2 separate regions of the Homo sapiens genome follow, and region 2 is linked to region 1. Evidence: chromatin contacts called from ENCODE Hi-C or POLR2A ChIA-PET data. All regions are on one chromosome and are shown on one strand. Each heading gives the region's core, a stretch centred on a gene start or an enhancer-like site at or near the end of the contact. The rest is flanking DNA. Distances are from core to core; before and after follow the strand shown. Region 1 overlaps ASS1 (argininosuccinate synthase 1). Region 2 has its middle 68 kb from the start of ABL1.

Region 1 (5,634 bases), core at 639-3,138:
AACCATTCCTCTGGATCGGGGTTTCTCAGTCTTGGCCTTGTTCCCGTGTGGCTGGCCGTCCTGTGCACGGGAGGATTTTAGCAGTATCCCCATAGCCTTTACCCACTAGATGCCAGAATTCCACCCCCCACCTGGTAGTTGTGGCAACCAAAAATATCTCCAGATACTTCCAAATGCCTCCCCTACTCCCACCCCCAACAGGGACAAAACCGTCTCTGGTTGGGAACTACTGCTGTGAGATCTTAGGTGACAACTAAGTTTCATCTTGTTGGGGCTGATTTAGAAGCCACATCCAGTTTCACAGAACGGTGCATCAGGATTGATTAGCAGGCTGGCCGCGGTGGCTTGTGCCTGTAATCCCAGCACTTTGGGAGGCCGAGGCAGCTGGATCACCTGAGGTCAGGGGTTCAAGACCAACCTGGCCAACATGGTGAAACCCCGTCTCTACCAAAAATACAAAAATTAGCAAGCCATGGTGGCATGCGCCTGTAATCCCAGCTACTCAAGAGGCTGAGGCAGGGGAGTTGCTTGAACCTGGGAGACGGAGGTTGCAGTGAGTTGAGACTGAGCCACTGCACTCCAACCTGGGCAACAGAGCAAGACTTCGACTCAAAAAAAAAAAAAAAAAGAGAGCTATTGATTAGCAATGTCTGCCATGAGTGCAGGAGGGAGAGTAACAGTGCAGTGTGCTGGGATTGATGAATGATGTCTACTACAGATGCAGAAGAAGAAGCACCAGGTACAGCGGGGGTGGCCCCGTATAGGTCTCAGCTAGCTGAGGCCCCTGGGGCTCTGTATGCCAGATGGCCCCTGTCCTTGCCTACTTCTTCCTTCTGGGCTCCTCTTCCCGTAGGTGTTCATTGAGGATGTCAGCAGGGAGTTTGTGGAGGAGTTCATCTGGCCGGCCATCCAGTCCAGCGCACTGTATGAGGACCGCTACCTCCTGGGCACCTCTCTTGCCAGGCCCTGCATCGCCCGCAAACAAGTGGAAATCGCCCAGCGGGAGGGGGCCAAGTATGTGTCCCACGGCGCCACAGGAAAGGTGAGGCACCTGGGAAGGGCCGGGCAGAGGGAGATGGAGGCGGAGGGGTGTGGGAAGGAGATGAGCACCCCTCGAGCGGTTTCCTGGTGTGCCTCCGGGGCAGACTTGGTGCAAGGCAGCTACATGGCTTTGTTTAGACCCCAATGAGAGGGGTAACAGCTCGCCCCTGCGCTCTGTGCACTGTGGCACCTGAACGCCCATTCTGAGTCCTCACCTCCACCTTCTGCTGTGGGAGCGATGTCACCCCATTTGGCAGACTTGCTGCTGAGGCCTGGGGACATTGTCCAAGGTCGCATTGGCCAAGGTCACTGCGTGAGTCCCCCAGGGGACACGCAGGAAAGTGTTGAAAACCCTGAGTTGGCAGAGTAGGGTTCAAAGGCAGCTCTGCTGCTGGCTTGCCGTGTGTCCTCAGCCAGGGCCCTTCTCCCCTTCCTGAACCTCAGTTTCTTCATTTGCAAGATGGGGCTCATGCCATGTCTTAGTTTCCCAGGGCGAGGGTAACAAAATGTCTCAAACTGGTGGCTTAGAACACAGAACTGTTCTGCCTCATGGTTCTGGAGGCCTGAGGTCCATAGTGAGGGCATGGGCAGGGCCACGCAGCCTCTGAAGGTGCCAGGAAGCCTCCGGCTCAGGCCTCTCTCCAGCTTCCAGTGGCCTCTGGTGTCCCTTAGCGTGTGGCTGCGTCACTCCTGTCCTTCCGTCCTCCATCTTCCCAAGCTGTCTTCTTCCTGTATCTCTGCATTGTCTTCCCTCTGCTTGTCTGTTTACCTTCCCCTTGCTACAGGAACCCGTCTTGGATTAGGGCCCTTCAATGACCTCATCTTAACTTGGTTACTTTTTGTGTGTGTGTGTGGGGGAGAGGGACAAAGTCTCACTCTGACGCCCAGGCTGGAGTGCAGTGGCTCGATCTTGGCTCACTGCAACCTCTGCCTCCCAGATTGAAGCAATTCTCCTGCCTCAGCCTCCTGAGTAGCTGGGATTACAGGTGTGTACCCCACCACACCCGGCTAATTTTTTGTATTTTTAGTAGAGACGGGGTTTCGCCATGTTGGGCAGGCTGGTCTTGAACTCCTGACCTCAAATGATCCACCAGCCTTGGCCTCCCAAAGCACTGGGATTACAGGCGTGGGCCACCATGCCCAGCCTTAACTTGGTTATTTCTGTTAAGACCACATGAGGCCACATTCGGAGGGACTGGGGTTAGGACTTGAACCCATTATTTTGTGGAAACACAAATCAACCCATCCCGTACCCCTTCCCTCCGGGCCGTGTGTCCCAGTGCAGACTGCGGGGTCCCCGTGGGGTGCAAGACAGGAAGCCCCCTGCCTGCTGCTCTTCGGAAGGCAGTCCTTGAGAAACCAGATTCCTGACAATGTTGGCAACTGTCAGCCGATGTTTTTATAAAGACCCAAGTCATGAGCTCTCAGTCAGCGGACAGCATGCCAAGAGCCTGGTACAGGAATTGACTGTTTACCAACCCCACAGTCAGAAGGCTCGGAAACTCCCCAGTGACGGGGAGCTCACTACCTCGCCTGCCCGGGCTGGTCAGGGTGCTGATGGTGGGAAGTCCTGGCTCACTGTGGGAGGTCCTGGCTCACTGTGGTGCAGGGACACACACAGCTAAGATGATGATGGAGGAGACGCGGTTGATTTGAGGGTGGCCTGGGAGACAGCCACCCACCAGGATGGCACCTGTCATGTCTTTGAAAGTCCAAGTGTTCATTTCTTCACCGGAGCACTGGTTCAGCAAGCTTGCACTGGGTATCTGCTGGGAGTTGGGTGCTTGCTGGCATTGGCACAGTGCTAACTTCTTGGGCTCATTGCGTACCTTCAGAGAGCCCATTTCCTGGCAAGAGAAGAGAAAATGGATGTGTGATGAGGAATGGGAGTGGGGCCAGGGGTCTGTGCCAGGGAACTGCGGGAGCAGCAGGCAGGGGCTGAGGATGAGTCTAGAGGAGTGAATAATGGCATGGAAGAGTGTGAGAGGCAGAGGGAACAGCCTGTGGAAAGGCTTAGAGCCAAGAGGCCCTGAAGGACAGTCTGTCTGGGGCTGTGGAGCAGGAGCTATTGCTGTGGGGGAGGCAATAGGGCCAGGACTGGGCTGAGGCCATGCTGGGAGGTTTGGCTTCATCCTGAGGGCAACTGATTAGTGGGTGGAAGGAGGTCTCAGGTTGGATGGAGGTGGCCAGTGACTACCCCAGCGAGATGCTGGGGAAGAGACAGGGGAGAGCTTCTCACAGACTGCGGCCTTGGTTTTTACTGTCACTCCAGCTGTGGATGATGGGATGGTAGGAAACCAGGCAAGGAGGTTTGGGCGGGCCTGAGCTGTTGGGCAGGACCGTGTGTATGCTGCCATCTGTGCAAAGGTGGTGGCAGAGGAGGAGAACCCAGAGGATCAGGACTGGGCGACACAGCGAGACTCTGTCCCAAACAAAAAAAAAAGCTCCCGACCCATCTGCCTTAATGGAAAGAGCTGGATCGTGAGCTTCCTATCCCAGAAGGCATACAAGCCGAGGGCAGGGGATCAGAATTCTGGGAGGGGTCCTGCCCTCAGGTCTTTCCAACGGTACCATTAAGGTTCAGTAGGGCGGCATTCAGGTCTGGTGGAGTGCATGGGTGGGTGGGTGAGTATGGGTGGGTCGGCTCTGGCTCAGGCAGTTCCCGGGTCCATGCGGAGACCCCCACCCCGGACCAGCCCACATTTAGCCTGCAACAGCCTCCCGCAGCCGTGTGCGCCCCTCCTCCATGTGGCCACCAGAGGGCGCCAGAGGCTTGGGTTTGAGGCCTTGGGGGCCGACAAAGGCGGGAGGAGGTGGCGGCACCACCGGGGTCCTCTGTTCCCCATCCTGGACCTGCAGGGCGTGGTTCTGAGGAGAACGCCCCCCAAGCTAGTGCTATGGCCGCTCGGGACTTGGGGGCGTCCCTGCATTCACACTCAGAAGACCCAACAGGGACGGACTCCGGGGATGCCGGGGAGTAGGTGCTACCTGGCACAGCCACCTCTTTCCTGGGGTTGACAGGCAAGGCGTACTTCTGCGCCTCAGTGTCCCTTTATGACAGTACCCAGGAAACCCCCAACAGCCTCTGGAGACAATTTCCGAGAACTGGGGGTATGAGTGGAGAACCAGGAAGGCTGGGAGCGAGGGGAATCCAAGGCCTTGGAGGTGCTGGTCCAGCCTTCAGGCATTTACCCCCTGAGTAACCACCCAGCACCACCATCCCATGAGTATCCACCCAGCACTGCCCCGGGCGCCATCACGGGGGACGGGCCAGGTGGAGGCTTTCGGGTCTTTGGGCTCAGGGAAGGTGACAGTGAAATGTTGGGGGGACAACGGATTGGCCTGGGATGTGAGGGGGAAGGGCATCCTGTTTGCTGGAACCGCCTGAGCCCAGCCCTGAAGGCAGAGGCGGAGGCAGCCTCCCTTCCCAGCACCCCGTCCAGACAGCACCTGGTGCAGAAATTGAGCCGCACTCTCCCCTCCCATGCCCTGCTGCCAGCCCCACCCCTGCCCACCCAGAGAGCTGCACCGAAGCTGGGGTGGCCCTTGCGGGGCTCCTCTCTCCCCCTAGTTTTGGAAGAGGGGCCTGGAAATATGATTCTGAGACTCTAGCCGGGGAGCGAGAGTTTTGTAAATGGCACCATCTGTATGGGTGCCCCAGGGCAGATGGGAGACCCCAGGCCCCCCAGTCCCAGTGGGACCGTGTTTACATGCATGTTTACACACGTGTGCACAAATATCAGCATGCGGACACTCGTGTGTGAGACACTACATCCTCCTTCTCCCCGGAAAGCTGCCAGGAGCTGCCCTGGTGCTGGGGTCTTGGGGTTCAGAGGGGGAAGGATTAGACTGGCCTCCTTGGCTCTTGCCTGAGACGAGGGCAGAGTTTGAACCAAGGAAGCGTTTGTTTGGCCTCTTCGAGGGTCTCTGGCTCCTGAACAGATGGGTGTCCGCATGGCAGCATCTGGATGGGCAGACAGCAGCCCAGCCGTGCCTGGCTGGTGAGGCACAAGCCGTCTTTGTGTTGGGGAAACATGAAGCTGTGGGGGAAAATAGCTGGGCCATGCAACGTCGGACCATGCCTTACCATCTAAAATGAGGCTGTCTTTTAGTTGCTCCAGGAACGGGGCCGGCTGGGGGTCAGCAGGCAAATGTGGCCGCCCCCACCTCAGTGTCCTCATCCGTAAGATGGGACTAATAGAACCTGCCTCCTGGGGCTGCTCAAAGGATTCAGTGAGTTAATTATGCATGGAGCTCAGCTGGGAAGCCTGAGTGTGAACCGTTAGGATGAGCGAGTTTGCTGTGTGGCCCTGGGCAAGTGGCTGCACCTCTCTGAGCTTCACTTTCCTCACCCATAAAATATGGCTAAAAATCCCCCTGGCCCTGGGGGCCTCTCTGAGTGACAGCACATAGTAGGTGCTCACTAAAGGGGCTGCATGGAGGGTGAGTGAGGCCAGCCCAAGGCCTGTGCCGCACACACAGCTCCCAGCTCTGCAGAGAGGCTGAACCCTGGATTCTGTGCCACCTGACGAGAGTCTGGAAAATAGCATGTAATTCCCACCGCTGCCTGGCTGCGCCCATGCAGTTTTCACA
Region 2 (5,641 bases), core at 896-3,395, 310 kb after region 1:
TGGGCCGCTGAGTGGGCGTTTGGGAGGTGAGGGTGTTCCAGGCTGAGGGGAGGTTTGTAGGAAGGTCCTGAGTGGGAAGGCACTGCCTGCAGTAGCGCATGGCCTGGAGGAGACAGCAAGGCGGGCCAGGGTCAGAGAGGCCAGGACACACACATCACTGTGTCCTTGAGGGAGATCTTTCTTCTCTAGGAATATAGCTGAGCTTACCCCAGAAACCAGGGGAGAAAATAGGAGCCGAGTTTTCTGGAGTGCGTTTCTTCTGTGAAGTGAGGTTTGTGTGTAGGAGGCATCTGTCCAGAGCTTTTCAAGTTTTATTTCATTATTGCTGGAGGGAACTAGCTCTGGTCCTGTTGGTTGGGACTGAACTGTATTGCTGACCCTTTCCCATGTTCAAAGTTCCCGCTTCCATTGGGGGACTGTGCTTTGTGCTTCTTCTTGTAACAATGTGTTTAGCTTATTTAGCAGCATCAGATTCTCCTTCTGATATATGCATTCGATAAACCTGGACACCTGTGCAGATTTCTTTTTCGTGGTGGCACTGTGTTTTCTTTTGCTTGTTATGCGTAAGGTCAGATATGTTGTGTTTTGGGTCCCTGACACCTTGGGCTTGGATGAATAATGTCACTTAAGAGGAGGCAAGTAAAAGGCCAGGCACAGTGGCTCATGCCTGTAATCCCAGCACTTTGGGAGGCCAGGGCAGGTGGATCACGAGGTCAGGAGTTCGAGATCAGCCTGGCTAACATGGTGAAACCCTGTCTCTACTAAAAATACAAAAATTAGCTGGGCGTGGTGGCGCATGCCTGTAATCCCAGCTAATTGGGAGGCTGAGGTGGGAGAATCACTTGAACCTGGGAGGTGGAGGTTGCAGTGAGCCAAGATTGTGCCACTGTACTCCAGTCTGGGTGACAGAGCAAGACTGTCTCAAAAAAAAAAAAAAAGAGGATACAAGGGATACAAGTAGAATTTGTAGTGTGCTGATTAACCAAAGACAAGTTCCTCCACCCTTTTCTTTTTGGCCAGAGTTGATCATTTTCAGAATTCATCATTTTGTCAAGATGATTTTTTTGTTGTTAAATATGAATAATTTGCTTTCCTCTGGACTTCTAAGGCTTCCTGAAATTACATGCAAACATTTGTGCAGTCTCATGTTTGGTTATTGGTTTTTGGGTTTGCTATTTTTGGGCGAGGAGGTCCATATCCTTCATCAGCTTCTCAAGGGGTTTTTTCAGAGGTACAAGGGGAGGCTTTGGTTTGGTTATGACAGTGCTACAGCCAGCAACCCGGGGGCCACCTGGGTGCTGCTCCCCCACTTCAAAACGTGTAGCTAGCAGGATGGAAATCCTGTCTACATGGAAATCCTTGTGGTGTTGGATAGGCCATGATTCATTTCCCTAAGCCTCAAATGCTTCTATTGTTTGTAGTTTTTCTCCCAGAATCTTCATGATCCATTTTTGTACATTCTTATGGCCTTACGATAAATTCCTAGAAGTGGAATTTCTACATCAAAAGAATAGAAACTTTTAAAGGTTTTTGATACATATTGCCAGTTGCCCTTCTGGAAGGTCTACTGGGTACGTCAGTGTACCTGAGTGTTAACAGTGACGGATCAGTATTCATTTCTCTTATAAGGAAGGAAATGAAAGTCATTTGGTAACGTAGAGGCACAATTAGACCTGACAGCCTTTGTGTTTCTCTTCTGTTCTTTAGGCCCCCCAGTTCCCTTTGCTGCTTTCTTCTTTATGCCACAGATTTAATGCTTGAACACATATTGAAATTTTGGAAAGTTACTGTGAATCTAATGGGGCATAATAGGCAGGTTTTCTTAATCCTGGCAATGACCAAACTAATCACTTGTCTGTGGTGGCTTGGTGGAAAAACGGTTTGTCAGCAGAATTTGGTAAAGAAGCAGTCACAAGGACAGGGTGTTGGTCTCATATTTGAGTGCTTCCCTGAGGAAAGAAAAGATAAAGGGAAGAATTGGGTGAATTCATCAGACTGTATTTGGCAGATGGAGATGAAGTGGGTGCAGGTCATCGCCCACGACCTGTTTCCCAGGCTTGCAGAGAAACTGCTGCTCAGGAGCTTGTGACTGTGAGGGCCCCGGGCCGTGGCATGCGTTGGTGCGCTCTCAAGAATGCGGCCATGGCACTCACAGACACATACCAAGAAGCCTCGGCCCCCAGTGCCCCCGCCAGCCTGCTCAGGGGCATGCGGATGACTGGAGCCTGGAAGGCGGGTCTTGCTGGGCAGGACAGATGCCTTACTGTCAGGACAGATGCCTTACTGTAGGCCCAGGAAGAGATCCATGACCGCAGACAGACTTCTGCGTAGGGCCCTGAGGAAAGAGTGGTAAACATGCAGTGAAGGGCGGCCCCACCACTGGTGGCTTCTGACAGGGAGCTGGAGGGTGCAGGTACTGGATGTGTCTCATTGGGATACAAATGAGTGTGCCCCGTGGTTAGGAAGATGAGGAAGTGTAGGCACTTGCAGGGGCCTTTTCTTTTGACTTAGTGAGTTCCCACCAAACCTGGCCTTGTCTGTTTTTGATGCCTTAGGACTTGGGGACAAGGCCACAGCCTGTGACCCCAGCATCATCTCCCCCCAGGGCCTTGCCACCCTCTAGCTTTCATCCTTGCCTCCTCCTCTGCCCTCTCTTTCTTGTCCGATACAGTCACAAGTGCCTAGAATAAACCTCACACCACCCACTGCTCTGCTGTCAGGGCTACCACCCCGGCCCCACCCTGCCTTGCCCCGGCTCTGATCTCAAAGACTTCCCAGCCTCCTGTTGCCATCTGGGTCTGTCCTCCTCCTGCTAGCAGAGAGACCCTCCCTTAGAAACTTACATCAGATCTTTTCACTACCCAGTTTCCTGTCCCTCGATGGGTACCCATCTCAGTTAGAGTAATGTTCAGCTTCTCTCCACAGCCTGCGTGGTCTGGGCCTGGTTTCCCTCTCGAATTTCCCTCCTGTCACTCCCTTTGTTTACTGCCAGTGCTTTTTCCTCTTAGGGTTCCCTGGGCCCTGCCCTTCACTCAGCTTCTGGTGCCTGGCTCTTTCAGACCCATGCAGGCCCCAGCTCACATGACATCTTTTCGGAAAGACCTTCCCTGATGGCCCAGGCCACAGTACCCACACCAGCATCAGCTCTTTGTCCTCTTCCCCTTTTCATTTCTTTGCAGCTCATGCCATCTGAAACTACCTCATTCAATTATTGATAGATCTGTTTGGAATTCCAGGAGTCCCTTTGCGATCCCATTCTTCTAAAGATTCACATGGCCTCAGAATGCCATGTTACAGTGGAGAGTCTGACTTCTTGTTTTCTGAGACGGAGTCTCACTCTGTTGTCCAGGCTGGACTGCAGTGACAATCTCTGCTCACTATAACCTCCGCCTCCCGGGTTCAAGCGATTCTTGTGCCTCAGCCTCCCGAGTAGCTGGAATTACAGGTGCCTGCCACCACGTCTGGCTAATTTTTGTATTTTTAGTAGAGATGGGGTTTCAACATGTTAGCCAGGCTGGTCTCGAACTCCTGACCTCAGGTGATCCACCCGCCTGGGCCCTCCAAAGTGCTGGGATTACAGGCAGGAGCCACTGTGCCCGGCCTGACCTCATATTTGAATACCGAGTTTTAGTTCTGGAGGAGCTGCAGGTTTTATGAAAAGGGAACACATTTGATTCCTCAGAGCAGCCACAGGCCAGCTCTCTGAAGTAAAGTGCACGTGTGCATGTGTGTGCACACTCACACACACGTACACACACATTCACAAATAGGACATCTCTTTTAAACAGAAATGGCCACCTGCATTTGAGAAAATAAAGTTTCATGCAGAAGAAAGTGACATGTTAAATTCAATCATCAAGATTTAGACTGGTGGGAATTCTGCACAACAAATGACTTGGTTTAATTAACATGGAAATTGCGAGGAAAAAAATGAAGTGGAACCTATGGATTTAAAAATTAGGAAATTTTAAGATTTCCATCGTAATTTTTTTAAAACAATATATTTTACTTCCAAAACCCTGCGTTTTCACATGGTAGCTATCTGCTGGAGCTGAGTAGCCGCTGCTCTCTTGAACAGCATCACCCAGATGGGAGAGCCCCCTTCCCCCCAACCCCCATACACTCCTATGTGTACAACTTCCTGAACCCTGTAAGCATTAGAGCTTGCAGCCTCTGCTTTTTCTGTTTCCTTCTTGATGGGAAGACTGGCAGCAGGATTTACTTGGTTGCTACATTTGTGAATTTGTAAAATAATTCATGCTCTGCTAGGTCTGTAACTTGGGAGGCTTGGTGTGCACGGGCATTTAGCAGCAACTCAGAGCGTATGGAAGACTGTCACTGGCAAGAGCAAAGTCCCCCCAGGACAGAGCCAGTGACGACTAGCTGTGTATCCTCAGTCTGATGGCGGTGGAAGTGAGGCAGCACCAAGGAGCAGAAACAGGAAGTTTCCACTGATGACCACCCTGCCCCCAGCTAGGCTGAAAGGCCTCCCCAGAGCCCTTGCATCAGCCTGGCTTTGCACTGGTCTGGGGGATGTTGCTTGTTAGAGCCAGTGAAGAAGAACGGTAGTAAGTTACCTGATGGCCAAGGCTCTGTCTGACCCTGTCTGCTGTCGTGTTCCTGGCACAGAATAGTCTTTGTTGAAGGAACGAATTAGTGCATCCTTCCAAGCCTTGGAGGACCTGTCTATAATAGGCCCACTCTATAGGGTCTTTGTGAGAATTAAATTAAAACCCCTATGAGAAACCTAACTAGAGACAATTGGAAGTAACTTAAATATTTGTTCATTGGGAACAGCTACATAATTGTGGCTGTCATTCTGTACAACACTCTGTGGCTGTTAAAGAGCTAGAGGTAGTTTTATGTGGATTGATGTGTTCAATGTGTTCAATGGAAAAGCAAGGGTAATATAATCCCATTTATACTACAGAGAAAAATCGGGTCTGTAAATATGTTGAGAAAGGTCTGTCGATAGTGGTTATCTTTTGAGAGTGGAATGGATCGGGGTGGGTATGGCCTGGGGACGTGAGGGGGAATTTTTCACTCTTTATTTCACATACATCTGTCATTGGCACAGAAAATTAAGCAGTAAACCTAAAGAAACAGAATAGTGCTTGTTGTATAGTTAGATCAATAACTTGTAACTATTATAAAAGGTAGTTATAAAGTTAGTAAGGGCCAAAGGTCTAACTAGAGTAGGTCGGTTATAGAGGAAAACAGTTTAATCAGTTGTTGTTTAACTTTTATGGAATGCAACTTCTTTAGCTTTAATTTGGAGAGCCAAACTATGGCCCTAGTCTTTTTTTTTTTTTTTTTTTTTTGAGTTGGAGTTTCGCTCTTGTCCAGGCTGGAGTGCAATGGTGCTATCTTGGCTTACTACAGCCTCCACCTCCCGGGTTCAAGCGATTCTCCTGCCTCAGCCTGCCAGGTAGCTGGGATTACAGGTGTGCACCACCATGACTGGCTAATTTTGTATATATATATTTTAAGTACAAATGGGGTTTCACCGTGTTGGCCAGGCTGGTCTCAAACTCCTGACCTCAGGTGATCTACCCACCTTGGCCTCCCAAGGTGCTGGGATTACAGGTGTGAGCCACCGTCCCCGGCCCCTAGTCTTTTATTGTATTGTATTGTATTATTT

What was found. A loop is a pair of places that touch in the nucleus more often than their neighbours do. ChIA-PET counts read pairs that join two places held with the same protein, here RNA polymerase II (POLR2A). Pooled maps may share reads with other maps.
Region 2: a pooled map shows a loop between it and region 1 (2.9-fold over the local background). The contact joins two enhancer-like sites. A Hi-C loop is called at or near these places in 4 of 50 pooled maps. POLR2A ChIA-PET finds 5 or more read pairs at or near these places in 3 of 52 experiments (H1, HEK293 and WTC11).

What each region holds. Positions count from the first base shown.
Region 1 is chr9:130,457,548-130,463,181 of GRCh38, forward strand. ASS1 (argininosuccinate synthase 1) reads left to right here. Exons shown (of 15, transcript NM_054012.4): 4 at 854-1,042. Among named protein-coding and RNA genes, the nearest start is that of ASS1, 15 kb to the left of the region's middle. RefSeq lists enhancers at 3,846-3,935, 4,016-4,065. Within about 2 kb of position 1,889, at least 2 of the 41 ENCODE cell types and tissues checked have a DNase peak (open chromatin) inside an H3K27ac peak, as active enhancers do.
Region 2 is chr9:130,764,031-130,769,671 of GRCh38, forward strand. It overlaps a transcript of ABL1 not described here. Among named protein-coding and RNA genes, the nearest start is that of ABL1, 68 kb to the right of the region's middle. RefSeq lists a silencer at 1,530-1,579 and enhancers at 2,394-2,563, 2,594-2,653, 2,864-2,923, 2,934-2,983, 3,218-4,023 and 1 more. Within about 2 kb of position 2,146, at least 8 of the 41 ENCODE cell types and tissues checked have a DNase peak (open chromatin) inside an H3K27ac peak, as active enhancers do.